2 separate regions of the Mus musculus genome follow, and region 1 is linked to region 2. The links are chromatin loops, found by intact Hi-C in ENCODE. Cell type or tissue: heart. All regions are shown on one strand.

The links. Hi-C counts contacts between places; a loop is a spot of excess contacts. Peaks named below come from ENCODE experiments on the same cell type or tissue, not always from the same donor. Only the 100,000 strongest peaks of a DNase experiment are listed, where the experiment ranks them.
Region 1: it touches region 2 in a loop (2.3-fold over the local background); 6 of 42 quality-filtered maps call a loop at or near these places.

The regions. Positions count from the first base shown.
Region 1 is chr13:43,545,832-43,548,331 of GRCm38, reverse strand. The region is part of intron 6 of Mcur1 (mitochondrial calcium uniporter regulator 1); the gene reads left to right. Among named protein-coding and RNA genes, the nearest start is that of Mcur1, 13 kb to the left of the region's middle. In heart, a CTCF peak has its summit at 1,280 (motif pointing left); a DNase peak (open chromatin) is centred at 1,291.
Region 2 is chr13:43,397,023-43,399,522 of GRCm38, reverse strand. Nol7 (nucleolar protein 7) reads right to left here and starts at 1,147. Exons shown (of 8, transcript NM_023554.2): 1 at 865-1,147; 2 at 728-788; 3 at 1-12. The coding sequence starts at 1,118. In heart, a CTCF peak has its summit at 1,182 (motif pointing left); DNase peaks (open chromatin) are centred at 1,032 and 1,122; H3K4me3 peaks cover 1,829 bases; H3K27ac peaks cover 901 bases.

The sequences.
Region 1 (2,500 bases), 150 kb before region 2:
AGTTAGCTGATTTTATGACTTAGGTAATATTACCATCATATTACATTCTACATTGAACTTTGATAAAGCTTATTTCTACATTGTCTTTTAAATGATATGAGTAGTTGTGTGTTTCAATAGATAGATGTTGCGTTATTCTGGTGGGGTTGGTTGGTTGGTTTTTGTTTTGTTTAGCTTTTTCGCAGTTCTGAGACTCAGACTCTAGGCTTCATACTTTCTACTGTGATACCAGTGACACAGAACCCCCGACCCCTCACCCCCCCCACACACACTCTCTTTCCCTGGGCTACAGTACCCCTCCACACTCTATTGACTTTTTATTCCTGTCTGAGTTCTCCCATCTTCTTGCTCAGACCCTCCTTAGCTTGAGTAACATTAAAGGTACCTTTGTTACTTGTGGCGTAAGAAGGCTAGGGCGTGTGGAGCGTTTTTTTTTTTGTTTGTTTGTTTGTTTGTTTTTTTTTTTTTTTTTTTTTTTTTGCAGTAGCAAGACACGGCTCCCATGCAGAGGAAACCGCACAGCTCTTCCTGCTCTGGTCACTGCTGAGTTCGTCTTCAGTCCTTATGTCCCAGTGATGCCTGAAGCTAGAACTCAGACAAGTGTGTGATCGCATCTGAACTGCCTTGCATTTCAGCGGTTACACTGAGCTTTGTTACCCGGAATAATGGCTGTCTCTAACGTGATGCTGTGGGGTCCCAAGGATCTAGTCACGTAGCCTATAGAAAGCTTCCGTGAACTCCTTGACTAGTGTCTAAAAGAGAAACTCTTTGCTAGGTTTTGCTGTAATTCACTTGGTTTAGGAAGGTAGTGACGTGGTTGTGCAGAACCGGGGTGGAAAGAAATATATCTCAGAGACTGGGAGAGCTCCAGGGAGTAGAGATGCATAAAAAGTAGAGGATTTACCAAGGGAGGGAGCCGGCATCAGTGCCCTGAAGCACAAGGCAGGGCTGCGTGGCACCACTAATAAATGTCTGAGCTCCGTAATGCAGACGCAGACAAGGGATTGGAATTCTTTATCTTTTTGGTAAATTAGGACTAAGGTTGTGACTCGGTGGAAGAGCACTTAACTGGGCATGTGCAGAGCTCTGGGCTTGATACTCAACACAGCCAACAAAAAAATAGGCTGTGGTAATATTTACAGCAGATTTCTACAGCTGGTCCAGAGGTCCAGGAGATAGAGCCACAGATATGTGGTTTTTTTTCAATTGTGACATTGTGGAGATGTAGGCCTTTCTTTTCCCTGAGTATTTGCTGCACACTGCACTCTGCCCTCTGCTGGTGATCTGAGGAATTGCACTGATCTGAAACCCAACTTATGTAATCAGCTAGGTTCCTTGGTCACGGGCTGGTCCTTAGTTCAGGGTTCCAGAGTTCGGGGGCGTGTTTTTACTTCTGACCACTGCATTTTTCCATTGATTGCTCCAGTAGTTTGAAGACAATATTTTATAGGTATAAATTTTTAGGTACTTGAAGGGCATCTAACATTTTTCCTGATAACATTGTTGTCTTTAAACTACAGGTTGTACAGGTTGCCCTTTGCTAAGTTAGATACTAATGCTCATTACTATGGAAACATGTCTGATTTTTATTTTATTGTCAACAGAGCAGTACTAAGTTTTTTTTCCTAGCATTAATAGCTAACAGCTTTCAGGGACGTTGGGCTGCGGTTTCCCACAGCAGAGATTCTTTTGAGTGTTGTTAAGACAGCCTGGGAAGCCTTGCTGGGTCTCGTGCATCCATGTTATTCTTTACAGCAGTAATATATCTTGTTACAGAGTTATATTTCTTGAGCTATTTTTTCCCAATATTATACTGCTTCTATAAATGTCAGTGATGTCTGTCATACTTGTAGTTATGGGAGTATCATTCCTAAATTAAATGGTGCCCCTCCCCTTTATCAGCCCTTCCAAACCCGAAGGCACATAGATCTACACCCATATTCATGGGACTCAAGAAATGCTGTTCTAATCGTAGGCAGGACCCAGTGATGTCACAGCCAAGAGATTTTAAAAAAATAAAATAAAACAAGAAAGAGAGAAGAGAAGTGGAAAGGGGCCACACACCACACCATCAATGCCTTGGTTTCTTTCTGGTGCTGTGAGAAACACCATAACCAAAGGCAGCCTGGGGAGGACAGGGTTTATTTCCGTTTACAGCCTGTAGTCACCATCGGAGGAAGTCGGGGCAGAGACCTGGAGGCAGGAGCTGATGCGGAGGCCATGGAGGGATGCTGCTTACTGGCTTGTTCCCCATGGCTTGCTCAGCTTGCTTTCTTAGAGAACCCAACCATCAACACAGTGAACTGGGCCTTCCACATCAATCATGAAAACGCCCCCCAGGCCAGCCTGGTGAGCCATTCTCACAACGGAGGATCCGTCTTCCCAATGACTCTAGCTGTGCCCGGGTGATATTAAGCCAGCCACACAGTCAGTGAATATAAGAAGCTTAAACTTCAGAGAAAGAGCAGGCGGGCAACAGTGATCAGGGTGTCGGTCTCCT
Region 2 (2,500 bases):
CAGCTTTCTTTTCTTTGGGGATAAAGACATTTGATGACAAGTTAAAGTGAGGTACAGGTATGCCTGGAGATAACTTCTAACGTTACTCATTTCGAACAGTCCTGAATTCGGGCCAATCTGTGAATACGTCCCTGCTGCCTCTAAACCGACAACATTAAGACTGGATTTAGAAAGCCCAATACAGGCCGGACATGGTGGCGCACGCCTTTAATCCCAGCACTCAGGAGGCAGAGGCAGGCGGATTTCTGAGTTCGAGGCCAGCCTGGTCTACAAAGTGAGTTCCAGGACAGCCAGGGCTATACAGAGAAACCCTGTCTCGGAAGAAAAAAAAAAAAAAAAAAAAAAAAAAGAAAAGAAAAGAAAGCCCAATACATTCCCTGTCATTTTACCCAAAGTAGCTCAACGTTCAAGTATCCCGGCTACTAACTGAAAGGTATTTAGGTATGGCCACTCGAAATCAGATCTCTGGGGTGCGAAAAAAGAAATCATTAGCTCCAGCCTAGAATTTTAAAAACTCAAGCAAACCTCACCACCTCTGGAAGCCTGTAAGACCTACTGTCAGGGATAGATGAGTGTCAGTGCTTCCACGCCTACTTTGAATTACGGCAGACTCCAAGAAACGCCAATGGCCCTTGCACCTCTCCAGTACCCTATCCTTTAAGGAGCTTTTAGCAAGGGAACTCTAGCCCCGGCCGAGTTTACATAAGCGACAAGTCCCGCGTCCAACCTTCTGTTCGATGAACAGCTCCTCGCGCCGTTTCCTCTTCTCCTTCAACAGCGTTTTATCCCTGGAAGGAAAGGAGTCGGGTCAGCGCCGGCCGAGCCTGGGGAGTCCCGAGGCGCCAACATTCCCGGGCGCTGCACCTGCGAGCACTCGCGCGCACGCGCAGCTCCTCCTCCCGGGCTTCCGCCTGGGCGCTGGCGAAAGTCAGCTCCTCCGGGGCTTCGTCGTCCGCGTCCTCCTCCTCGTCCAGGGGCTCGGCGGCCGCGCCACTGCTAGGCTGCGCGAGCAGCAGGCCGTGCTCCGCCTCCTCCTCCTCCGAGGCCGCCTGGTCCTCGTCCACCATCGCCTCAGCCGGCGCGGGAATACGCGACAAGCGGGGCCGGAGCTGCACCATGGCAAACGGAAAGGCGGCTGTCTGACCCTTGACCCGGAAGCAGCCGTGCGCGGTGCGCGCTCTCTACGCCCTCTGCTGGTTCGGAGGCCGCGAAACGTGCTGAGGCGCGTGCGCGGGAGGGCGGGGCTTTTCATGGCTGAGACGGGGGGGGGGGGTAAGAGGGCGTGGTTTCGTGCTGCTAGGTGTCGCCGCCTTTTTTTTTTTTTTTTTTTTTTTTTCTCCCCCAGGTTGCTTAGATCTATGGAACAGAGGCAAGGGTATAATAAATAACGAAATAAATGACCATCGTTGCTTGTGAGATGCATCCCTGTATGTATTGTGTACGACCCACCCCCATCACCACCCCCACCCCCTCCAACCCTTGCAATCCTCTGCCCATATATTTTTTGGGAATACATGGCCCACGTGATGTCTTTTACCAGCTATACAGTAGGAAATGATTCTTCATTCCCTAATCTATCCGTGCACTTGGATGAGCTGTCCTCTCTGATATGTGTTCCCCTACGCAGAACGGTTGACTTTCAACGTCCCACCCAGAGACCATGGCATGTTTAGTTACACTATTCTCTAAATACTCAAGTCACCTGGCTGTTGCTTCTACCATTCTAAAGTCATTGATTTCTAATGTCACACTATATGTTCGACAAATGGTTAGTTAACATATATACTTCCTACTTCTAAACCTTATCCCCCCCCCCCTCTTGTTTAGAAGCAGTTTCCAATTTAAAAAGAACAAATAAGTGTGGATAAAAAGATCAAAACAAGGCCTGTAGGTGGTGGTGCATGCCTTTCATCCTAGTGGTGCGGGGCAGAGGCAGGAGGAACTCTTGTGAGTCTAGGCCAGCCTGGTCTATGGAGTGAGTTCCAGGAAAGCCAAGGCTACACAGAGAAACCCTGTCTCAGAAACAAAACAAAACAAGAACTGCTAGAGACATCGTAGGCAGAGAAGGATGGGGAGGGTGGCTCTGAAACGTCTGGGCTCGGTCAGATAGAAAATACAAATGAAAAACATTCTCTGAGTCCGGCAGAGTAGTGCACGCCTGAAATCCCAGCACTCGGGAAGCCGAAGCAAGAACATCTTAAAGTCTGGGCCAGCCTGAACTAAAGTGAAACCTATTGCAAGAAAACAAATGTTTGCATCAGCAGACCCCTACAGTAACTAGCATTGAGAGAGGTTAAACTGAAGCCCGGTGACAACCTACCAAAAGCATGTGATGGTCCATACGTGTAGATGCCGCATTAAAGTGTCACAGAGGGCAGGAGAGACGGCTCGGCAGTTAAGAGAACTTCAACTTACTGCTTGCTCTTCCAGAGAACCTTAGTTCAGTTTCTAGTACCTATGTCAAGCAGCACACAACCACTTTTTTTTGTTGTTTTGTTTT